Linked DNA regions of Mus musculus: region 2 is linked to region 1. The links are chromatin contacts, found by Hi-C or POLR2A ChIA-PET in ENCODE. All regions are on one chromosome and are shown on one strand. Each heading gives the region's core, a stretch centred on a gene start or an enhancer-like site at or near the end of the contact. The rest is flanking DNA. Distances are from core to core; before and after follow the strand shown. Region 1 has its middle 24 kb from the start of Gm33742. Region 2 overlaps Ypel2 (yippee like 2).

Region 1 (5,660 bases), core at 2,186-4,685:
AAATATAAAAGAGAGCCGGTGTCATTAACTCTGGCCCTGCTGTTGGGAGGACTTACTATGGGCGGCATAGCTGCAGGAGTAGGAACAGGGACTACAGCCCTAGTGGCCACCAAGCAATTCGAGCAGCTCCAGGCAGCCATACATACAGACCTTGGGGCCTTAAAAAAATCAGTCAGTGCCCTAGAAAAGTCTCTGACCTCGTTGTCTGAGGTGGTCCTACAGAACCGGAGAGGATTAGATCTACTGTTCCTAAAAGAAGGAGGATTATGTGCTGCCCTAAAAGAAGAATGCTGTTTCTACGCGGACCACACTGGCGTAGTGAGAGATAGCATGGCAAAGCTAAGAGAAAGGTTAAACCAGAGACAAAAATTGTTCGAATCAGGACAAGGGTGGTTTGAGGGACTGTTTAACAGGTCCCCATGGTTCACGACCTTGGTATCCACCATTATGGGCCCCTTGATAATACTCTTATTAATCCTACTCTTCGGACCCTGTATTCTCAACCGCTTGGTCCAGTTTGTAAAAGACAGAATTTCGGTGGTGCAGGCCCTGGTTCTGACCCAACAGTATCACCAACTCAAATCAATAGGTCCAGAAGAAGTGGAATCACGTGAATAAAAGATTTTATTCAGTTTCCAGAAAGAGGGGGGAATGAAAGACCCCACCATAAGGCTTAGCAAGCTAGCTGCAGTAACGCCATTTCGCAAGGCATGAAAAAGTACCAGAGCTGGGTTCTCAAAAGTTACAAGGAAGTTCAGTTATAGATTAACAGTTAAAGATCAAGGCTGAATAGCACTGGGACAGGGGCCGAACAGGATATCGGTGGTCAAGCACCTGGGCCCCGGCTCAGGGCCAAGAACAGATGGTTCTCAGATAAAGCGGAACCAGCAACAGACACAGAAGCCCCGATAGACGTCAGTGTTAGCAGAACTAGCTTCACTGATTTAGAAAAATAGAGGTGCACAATGCTCTGGTCACTCCTTGAACCTGTGTGTCTGCCAATGTTCTGACCAGATATGTGCCCATTGCTGAACCTTCATTAGACTCTTTCCTTGTACCCCTCCCCTACCCATTTCTTGAAAATAGACATTGTTTAGATCTAAAAAGTCCCACCTCAGTTTCCCCAAATGACCGGGAAGTACCCCAAACCTTATTCGAACTAACCAACCAGCTCGCTTCTCGCTTCTGTAACCACGCTTTTTGCTCCCCAGCCCTAGCCCTATAAAAAGGGTAAAAACTCCACACTCGGCGCGCCAGTCCTCCGATAGACTGAGTCGCCCGGGTACCCGTGTTCCCAATAAAGCCTCTTGCTGTTTACATCCGAATCGTGGACTCGCTGATCCTTGGGAGGGTCTCCTCAGATTGATTGACTGCCCACCTGGGGGGTCTTTCAACACTCCACCATGATTAGTTTGTAGCTATGTTTTCATGGTCACAAGACAATCGCTGAACTATTTAGGTGTTAGGTGCATGTCCTAATCAAAATAGAAAAAGACACGGCCAAGAGGTCAAGCTTATTGGGAAACTCTTTCCAGGGCCACCAGCAGATGCTTTGCCCATGTCTTCTATGCAAAACTGGTATGCTTGGTCTTTTACCTGCAGAAAGGTCTCTCAAAAATAAGATGGCTATAAGGATCTCTTAGTAACCAGGCTCTTCCTGAAGATGCCCAAGTATCTTCCATGATGCTTTTAAAAAAGTAACGTCTGAAAGGCCTGGAGAGATGGCTCAGCAGTTACGAACACCTACTGCTCTTACAGATGGACCTGAGTTCAGTTCTCAGGGTCAACCTTAGTCAGCTCATAACTGCCTGTAACTCTTGTTTCCAAGGATCCAATGCCCTCTTCTGGCCTTCATGGGTACCTACATGCATTGGTGCCCATACATGCACACACACACACACACACACACACACACACACACACACACACACAATGAAGAAATAAATCTTTTTTAAATGGGAAAGAAAAAAATATAGCAACAGGTTTAATTTAAAAAATAAAATGAAATTAAAACTAAAAAGAAAAAAAGTGCTACTCTATTCGAGACAGGGTTTCTCTGTAGCCCTAGCTGTCCTGGAACTCACTTTGTAGACCAGGCTAGCCTCAAAATCCGCTGAACTCAGAAATCTGCCTGCCTCTGCCTCCCGAGTGATGAGATTAAAGGCGTGAACCACCATACCTGGCACTATTTGACTCTCTTAAGATTATATTTTTGAAGGCCGAGTAGCAAGTCCAGGGGACTTCAGGAACAAACACGTGTGCTAAGGTCCTCTTGTCTCTCAGTGGCTGTCTCTAATCCCATCAGAACAGAGCAGTGGGTTACTCCTTCCTCAGTGACGCTCCCATCTGCCACAATTCTTCCTCTCTTATCCTTAATAAACCCTAACACATATGCATTTGCTCTGCTAGAGAGAGTGGGGGGGTAGGAATCACTCTTTTAAAATAACGCAGTCTTGGTCAAAGAGTCAATATTCAGTGGAAATAGTTCCCTTTGTGAAAATTATCTTAAACCAAGTTCATATTCAGACAGCCTGGACAGACTAGCCTAGGCAGCTAGGGCAGACTCGTGCCACCGCTGGGGATTTTAGTGACTTCAGTCAGCTAGTGTTAAGTCTCTTGAACTAGACAATGGCAGCCCACAGGAGGTTGTAGCACCAGGTGTGGGGCTTCACACCATTAACCCCAGCATGCAGGAGGAGGCAGAGGCAGGTGGATCTCTGAGTTTGAAGCCAGCCTGGTCTACAAAGCAAGTTCTAGGACAGCCAAGGCTACCCATAGGGAAAAAGACAGACAGACAGACAAGTAGGTTGCATTAGTCAGCAAGTTCTCTAACACAGAATTATGTCCCCAAACTTCTTTTTACTTCTTATTTTGAGACAAGGTGTCACTAAGCTGCCCAGGAAGGCCTCAAACCTGACATCCTCCTGCCTCAGCCTCCTGAAGAGCTGGGGTTACAGGTCTATATTGCTGGGTCTAGCCAATAACTGCTTCTGAGGTTAGTGGATGAATACATTCAATGTTTTTTTTTTTTTTTTTTTTTTTTTAAGCAGCGTGTGACATATTAACAAAGTAGCTCTCTGTAGACATCTAGGTCTGACCATCCCAGCTAATAAGTCTGAGCCAAGGCACTTCACACATTCGTCCCCGTTATCTAGCATTTGCTTGCCTGAGACCACATGCCTTGAAAGGGTCTTGTTAGTGTGTCACGATTCCAGAACACAAATAGCCCTTGATCCAAGTTTGTGGAGTCGGCCTTGGAGCTAAATATGCCTCACTGACATGTTTTATTTGGCCCACAGAATGCTGCCTCTTTTTTTTTTCCTTTCTTTCTTTTTAAGCTACATTAGCTGCCAACACTTCAAAAGAAAGAGACTTCACGGAAGAACCCAGACTCCCAGCTCTTTAGAAACTGAAAGATCTGGTAATGCAGGTGCGCGGTGTCGTTAAACTCATAACCACCCATGGCTCCGCAGCTGTTGCCTCCTTAGCTGAGCCGTGTGTCCTCCTCCACCACAGCATCCACCGCTCCTTCCATCCTGATCCTTTCTGTTCCCAGGCAGGTATCCTGTATGCCTAGCCTTTCCGTAGCCATTTGTACTTAAGATCCTGTACTGTGGTGGGGTGTCATGTGCTACCGAGGCCCCTAACCTCCAGCACTAGCTGGTAACGCTACTGTGTCTCATCTCCCTGCTTGAAAACAGATGTGCACACAGGTATGGTGGCACATTCCTGTAATCTCAGCAGCTGGGCACCGAGGCAGGAGAATCTCTGTGACTTCCAGGCCAGCCTGGTTTACATAGTGGAGTTCTAGAGCTACATAGTGAGGCCCTGTCTTGGAGGAGGAGGAGGAGGAGGAGGAGGAGGAGGAGGAGGAGGAGGAGGAGGAGGAGGAGGAGGAGTCAAGGCACAAAGGCTTGATTGCGCTGCGTGAGACCCTGTCTCAAATAAACAAATCATTATTTAAAAGGATAAAACTGGAAAGGCTGGCAGAGCTATCTGACTGGCACCTGCTCTTTCCTTTTTCTAACAAGCCTCCCTTCCCATCAGCTCCATCCGCCCACCTCATTGCCAGGCTGTTATTTCCCTTAAACCTAGGGTACCTTCTTCCCAGCTCCCCCCGCTTCCTTCCTCTCTCAGTAAACAAGCACGTTGGTCCCCCTCTGCCTTCAGAGTTTTACCGTTAATCACGGCGGGGGAACAGACAGGAAATAACAACCGGGACGTGGCGAAGTTTAAGACGACTTGCCAGTCTTAGTCACAGCCCTGGTGCCCTGAAATGAGCGCACCTGGAAGAGCGCTCCTCCCTTTGCGAGCCTCTCAAAGCAGGTAGGATGGGCAGAGAGGGGCTGTACAGTGCCGCCGAGAACAGCGGGAGAAGCCCTGCCTTGACTGGGAGCAGCCGTTAGGTGGCAGCACAGGGCACGTCTTTCCAGGTCTTTCCACAACGGATGGGCCAAAGTGAGGCACCGAATTTTCTAGGAAGGGATAACCTAGAACCATATCAGGGCAGGCATTTGGGCTGAGACCAGCGAAAAGTGAGTCAGCCAAGACTCCCCGTGACACCGTGCTGTCTGGCAGCCAGCTGGGGCACGCGGGTGTCTGCTTCCTCTGGTAGAAGATTCTACGGCAGACCTTAGGCCCAATAGAATATTTTCACCCTGACATCTAGATTTTAACTTTTATTTTAATGTTTTTTTCCCTCTCTCTAGTTTTGTTTTTTGTTTCTTTGAGATAGCATCTCATGTAGCCCAGGCTGGCCTCAGACTCCCTCTGTGATCAGGAATGACCTTAAATGACGGATCTCATTGCTTCTGCCTCCAAGGGCTGAGCTTAAATGAATGCCACACGACACCTCGATCTTAAAGGCAAGCCATCCGAAGCCCAGACATTGGCCTGCCCTCCTGTTGGTTCTGTGCTGGGAACCCATTCCAGTGTGGGTATGGCTTCACTAGTGCCAGCCGAGTATATGTCTGTCCTCTGGTTTCAAAGTATTAATGGACGTCTACTTGGTATAACTAAAGTACTATTAACTTGAGCCAGGCATGGTGACATAGGTCTGGAATCATCCCTAGGGAGGTGGAGGTAGGAGGTTAGAAGTTCAAAGCCAGCCTCATCTACATAGTTGGCTATGCAGCAAATTCAAGGTCAGCTTGGGCTACATGATAGCCTGTCTCTGGGGTAGGGAGTTGGGGGACTAATTTGATTTTTCCTAGTTTCTAGTGTGAAACTAGGGGGAGAATCTTTGCACGTGGTAGAGTGGGCTTATGGGACACGGGTAAAGAAAAACAAGCTTTCTTTCTGCCTCCAGCTACCTATCCACTTGGGAGAAACGTGAGAGCCTATAGTCCAGATAGCGGGAGTCTGCAGCCTCAGCGCTCCATGCTGAATGGAATGCAAGCCTTTTTAGGGAACTAGCTGGTACAATCGTGCCTCTTATCAAGAGTGGCCTAGCATTACAGGGCCGGGCCATGCACACCCAAAATAACTCACCAGTCCTCTCAAATGACATTAGTAAAACCAAATGTATTCCTAGAATTTAAACACAGGCTCAAACAACTGCCCCCGTAACAAAACCGTGTTCTCAGACTTCAACTAATTTAGGGGACAGGTCAGTGATCAAAGCAAAGAAAGGCCTTATTATAAGGTAGCATTGGCTTGAA
Region 2 (5,660 bases), core at 874-3,373, 65 kb after region 1:
TTTCTTTAGGGGCTGGCTTTAGGAGACCTGAATGATGCAGCCATGAAGTCAGATGCATTACTTAAAGGGCCGTGATCAACACTGGGAGGAGAAGCTAAAGCAAAAGGAGCCAACAGTCCCAGACTAGCTTGGCAGTGCAGTCAACTCCAGGACAGCCTGAACGCCATAAAAAAGCCTGGAGTCCAGGTGCATCTCTGAGCACCAGACCTCATCTACACAGTGAGTTTGAGGACAGCCAGAGCTACATAGTGAGATCATATCTCAGCATGGAAAAAAAAAAGAGGATGTGGGGGAGGGGAGTGTCCCTGTAAGTCTCAGTGCAGACTGCTGAAATCAGGGAGAGCGCCTAAGTGCTTGCTAAAGAGCAAAGTCTACACACACAATAGAGACTCCCCAGAAATAGAAATAAGTGGATCAGAATATCCAGGTGATCAGCTCCCACCCAAGCCAAGAAAGGCTCCACAACCTGCCTCTACAGAGGATGCTGTCTCTAAGGCTCTGACCGCTGTATAATCTGTGAACTGCAGGAGCTGATAAGTTCTCTTACAGGGCAAACACTCTGAGCCCATATTCTCTAAAGACAGCTCCGAACACTGAAGATTTCGGATTCTGAAGTTAGATCTTCCCGCATGTTTGTGAACTTCCTCCTTGTGTCTGCTGTTCGCTGGCTGGCCTAACTGATGATCCCTTCCTTAGGCTCTCAATACTCAGATAGGAAAACTAAAATTCCTACCATATAATCTGGTGTTCAACTTCCTTGGCCAACACGAAAGTTCTCTGAATTATCGGGCACTGGAAGATCATTTCCTAGTCAAAAGACAAATAAAGAACTGGGGATGTCTAAATGACCAGGGAGGGAGGGAGGGGCTCAGAGCTATCCTGTAGGGTCACATGAATGCATACTAGCACTCTTTATTTAAAGCTGTAAGACCGGCTGGGTACCGTGGAGGATTTCAGCTAGTCATCTGTCCCGAAGGTGCTTATTATAATCTGGCCAAGCAGGAGACAAACTGAAAATACATAAATAATAAAACATTCTAACACTCTGTGGTCCTTAAAGGAGTTTAGAGAGGATGGCTGGCCTGGAGAGGGTTGGAGCGCTGTCTGTTCACAGGAGAGGGCTTTCTTTGGGAAGAAAAAAGGAATTAAACCTAGGATAAGAAGCCAGCAAAGTGAGAAGCCAGCAACCTACCCTGCCCACCTGTGATGGAAACAAACAGTGATCCAAGCAGGTGTCAAGACAATCACAACAGCATCTTGCTAAGAATGCAGAGGCCCAGGCACCCTGAACTAGGTGATGTCACCTCAACCACCTGAGGGTACCAGTACAGCTATGAGCCATTTGTGGGAAAAATGAAGACCCGCCCCCCATACACCCACAATTTTGTACCACTGGGACATGGTATTAATTTTTTCACATGTATTCATTTATCTTGTGAATGTGTATGCACATGGAGGTCAGAGGACAATTTCCAGAAACCAGTTCCCTCCTTCCACTCTATAGGTGGTGGGGACCAAAATCAGCAGACTTGGCAGCAGGTATCTTTAGCTGCTGGGCAATCTTGTAAGCCCCCAGGACTATAAAGGTAGTTACTATCTGCGTTTTGTGGGTGAGCGAAGGCCTGAGGTCTGGGCCACTCTTAGACCCCAAAGAGGCTTTGATCCCTTTCAGCCATCCATATGTATGTTGGTCTGCAAGCCTGGTGTATTGTGTGTACTTCCAAACACTGGGTTTCCTTATCGTTTCCTTACTCAGCTTCCGTTGCTGATGGGGTTGGACGAGGTGTGTGATATTTAACAGGAGGGTAGTCAATCCGAACACAGAACTAGTTGGTTTTTAAACAAGGACCGGCCAGTTGGACCAAGGAGGGGGTGTGTTCCATGCAAACTGCAGCACTTTCATGTTGCAGAGCCAAGCCAGTAAGCCCTGGTGTTTTACACGTCGGTTACAGAGCCTCTGATTAGGTCCAGCAAGAGACTCAATTAGCATCATGGAAACACAGAGCAGATTTCAGAAGAAAGGTCAGCCACAAGCCCTAGCATTCGCTGTCAGCCATCTGCTGGGCAGGAAGTGCTCCTCAGATCTATTTTTAATCATCTTCCCTAGGCTCGGGCTCCTGGGAGAATGCAGAGGCTGGGGTTATTCTGAGACAAACATTTAATTGCCACCTTTCCATACACATTTGAAAACAGTCTCCGGATACTCAAGAGCAACTCAGACATGGAGGCTTCGGACATTCTGGCCTGGACCCACAAGGTCATTCTTTGATAGCCAGGGGTGAAGAGTCTCAAGGCTGACTGGGTTACAACTCTACTAGGTAACTTGGTGATCTCCATAGCCAGGTCCTAGGTACTGCATAACGGGAAATCTGGGCCTAGGAGTACACAGCTATTCTCCAAAGTAGGCCTACTACGTGACCTGAGCAATCTCTTCACTGCTGCCGTTACTTACACGTTTGTCTTGTCAGAAAGGTAAATTAAAACCTGCACAGCCCGGCAGAAACTGGACTCATTACTCAGGACATGGGAAGGGTAGAGAAAGGGAAAAGTTTTCATCTCTGCTCCCAAGGACTCAGGCTACACTGCAGCAGGCCTACCTAACATCTGTCCACTGGCTTCTCCCTCCTGTTCCACCCACACAAGTGTCTCAGTTCAGTCCAGCCTAAGGAACTAGACAGTGAATCTGGCATGCCCCAGGCTGATTTCACAGAAAGCTGGTTCAGGAAACCCCAGTGTTTGAGAACCATAACTCAGAGTTGCCTTGTCTCTCAACTCAAACTTCAGCCTCCAGTTTCCACCCTGAGGTAAAGCCTCAGCATATACCACAACTGGGCCCCAGCCAAGCTGGGTTCCATCTGCCAGGTGGGGCCTGGAGCTCGGCTACAAGTCACCACCGCCCTCCCCAACACAGCACTGTGGGGCTTCAGGGCACTGTGCCCACTGACAAAGAGGTCAGGGGGCTGGGGAGGGGGGAGCCACCTCTCCACCATTCCTCTTCCCTCCTCTCAGGAGCTAATTTATCAGTGAGCGGCAAGGTGGAAAGCAGAGCTGAGAAAGAGCATTTGGCCAGCTGCAGGACCTCGGTCTGAGGTGTGAAACAGGAGACCGGGCATTGGGGAAACAGCAGCACTGGCGGGACCAGAGTGCCAGGGAGGAAGGCCATGACTAGGCAGGCCCGTGCTTTGCAGAAACAGACTCCCTTGGCTGGGTGCTGGAATCTTAACCCCTCAGTGATGGGGGAACTCTGCTCCAGTGAGCTGAAGTATACATGTGGGGGCTGGGGGGGGCAGTCCAAAGGTCACCCCCCTGACCTAGTTGGACCACAGCTAATAAGGCTCCCAAGCCCTGCTGACTCCCGGTTTCCTCTTCTCGTCTGGTTTCTGGAAATAAGGGAGTTAGTTAATCAGCAAAGGATTTAAGAAAGGTAACAACTGTCTTCCCCTGCAGAGGATCAGGGTTTCCCTCTCTATCCTCTCCTGTGCTGTGGATCTGAGCCAAAACCAAACAAGTCAAAAACAAAAACAAAGAAGCAAAACAAACAAAAAAAAAAACCCAAAACCAAACAAAAACACTATTTAAAAAAAAGGAGGGGAGGTGGGGGCCGGGGCCGGGGGTGGTAAGGTGGTGCTTGCTGTAAGTCTCATCACCTGAGCTCTAGGACTTACATGGCAGAAGAAGAAATCCAAGGATCCAAACGGTCCTCTGACATCCACACACGGGATGCAGCAGGTACACCCAAATATATACTTTACCCCTCACACACACACAGAGGAAAAAAATAAATGGCCTAAGATAACAGAGCCAGGCCTGCTGGCCCACACCTGTGGAGGTAGAGGCAGGATGAGTTCAGGACCGGGCTAGGCTATGTAGGAAGACCTTGTCTCTACAAAGCTATACATGGGCGAAGGAAATTATGGTTCAATGAAAGCAGCTACTCTGCATCCACAGAAAATCTGGGCATGGCATTGTCCTGTAACCCTAGGGATGGTGAATGGCAGGAAGTGTTGGTGGGAGGAAAGGAAAAGACACGGCAAATTCAGGGACTTCACAGCTGGCCAGCCTTTCCAAATTACCAAGCTCTAGGTCTCTTTCTGCACATTCTTGCTCGGGCAAAGTAATAGAAGCTTCCAAGTGTGGGGCTACAATGGACAGCTTTTAATCATTTAGGCAGCCTTAACTCAAGAAGTTAGGGACATTGGGCCCAGGCCTGAGAGCCTCCAGGCCACACAGGGAGCCTTTATAAAGGTCTGCCAAGGCCTGTGGTTGGCAAATGATTTACCTGACTGCTGTTAGCTGATGGCATTGTCAGGGGGTGATGGAGCCTGATCATTATTAATTATATGCAACCATAGCACATTATCAATGCTTTATCAACTGCTTACGTGATCAGCCAACTCAAAGCCCTAGGCAAACAGTTTATTGAAGCTGAAGGGAAGTGGGAACTTCAGGAAACAGGCCACACCATAATATTCCTGTCTGTTTCTAGTCAAACTGTATTGTTACCTCCCCTCCCTCAAAGCCATTTAGTGGTTCCCTACAGCACACAAAAATGAGTCTAAACTCCTTTCACTCTACTCTGTGGCTCACATTTGCAGACCTCCTGCTTCTGAAACAGGCTCGGCTCATCTGCCTTACCTGTGGTTCCCCAGGCATGACTCTCTAAGAAACACTCCACTCAGAATGGACTCCTGTCTTATCCACAGAGCTAGAGTTCAGATCTATGCAGGATAGATACAGAAGCCTGTGTGTGTGTGTGTGTGTGTGTGTGTGTGTGTTTCAGCCCATTGTATAAGAAGCCTGTGTGTGTGTGTGTGTGTGTGTGTGTGTGTGTGTTTCAGCCCATTGTATAATAACAATGTAGCTGTTTGTATATTTGCACTGGAACATAAGCTGTCTATAGGCATTAGTTATATTCTGGCCACCTCAACAGCCCCAGGGCTGCATCCAGCAGTGTTCATGGTCTATTTAGTGGTCAGGGAGGTTCAGAGACTTGTCCAAGGTAACACTGAAAACTCAGTGCAAAGCCAGGCCTCAAGGAGAAGTGACTTAACCTTTCAATTCAGGAATTTGAAAATGGCGCCACTGACTCTTTACCCAACGGGGACACACAGTATTTTCCAGTTAGAATGAGGAGCCTTTTTAAGCTGGCTTGATCTGCAGCTTAACCTTATGGTGGGAAAAAAGTCCAGCCAGCAGAATGGAATTTCCCATACAGTTGCCTCAATTCCCAATACTATCCATGCCACGCCAACTGGAGATTCCTGCTGAAGGCCTGTGCGGCCACTTCCCCCAACACTCAGTTCACAATGGTCGTCTCAAACATCTATCCCGGGCACTAGCAAGGCCTGGAAGCCCAGGGCCACTCGTGTTTGTAAATCATGTTTCCGCAGCGCTCTGGCGCTGTTTGTTGATATTTTCTCCAGTACCACAGAGGTCAGCCATTAAGACAATAGTCTCAGCAAAGCCCAATATTTACTATCTGGTCTTTACAGAAAGTCTTGTTGACCCTTGGCTTTAACCCAAAGAAGAGAAGCTCAAGACTCCAGAGAGCCCCTACCACCACCAGAGACAGGCTCCCCAATCTCACCCACCCCCAACCTCCCTTTTCTTTGCAAGCTCAGTTTTTTTTTTTTTTTTGAATGAAGTCATTTCTGTTTTTA

What was found. Hi-C counts contacts between places; a loop is a spot of excess contacts on that map. ChIA-PET counts read pairs that join two places held with the same protein, here RNA polymerase II (POLR2A).
Region 2: POLR2A ChIA-PET joins it to region 1 with 25 read pairs in Patski. The contact joins two enhancer-like sites. A Hi-C loop is called at or near these places in 1 of 37 maps with a recorded cell type or tissue (regulatory T cell). POLR2A ChIA-PET finds 5 or more read pairs at or near these places in 2 of 5 experiments (Patski and embryonic stem cell).

What each region holds. Positions count from the first base shown.
Region 1 is chr11:86,889,964-86,895,623 of GRCm38, forward strand. No RefSeq gene overlaps it. Among named protein-coding and RNA genes, the nearest start is that of Gm33742, 24 kb to the left of the region's middle. Within about 2 kb of position 3,436, at least 2 of the 3 ENCODE cell types and tissues checked have a DNase peak (open chromatin) inside an H3K27ac peak, as active enhancers do.
Region 2 is chr11:86,956,284-86,961,943 of GRCm38, forward strand. All of the region lies in intron 2 of Ypel2 (yippee like 2), which reads right to left. Among named protein-coding and RNA genes, the nearest start is that of Gm51915, 24 kb to the right of the region's middle. Within about 2 kb of position 2,124, at least 3 of the 3 ENCODE cell types and tissues checked have a DNase peak (open chromatin) inside an H3K27ac peak, as active enhancers do.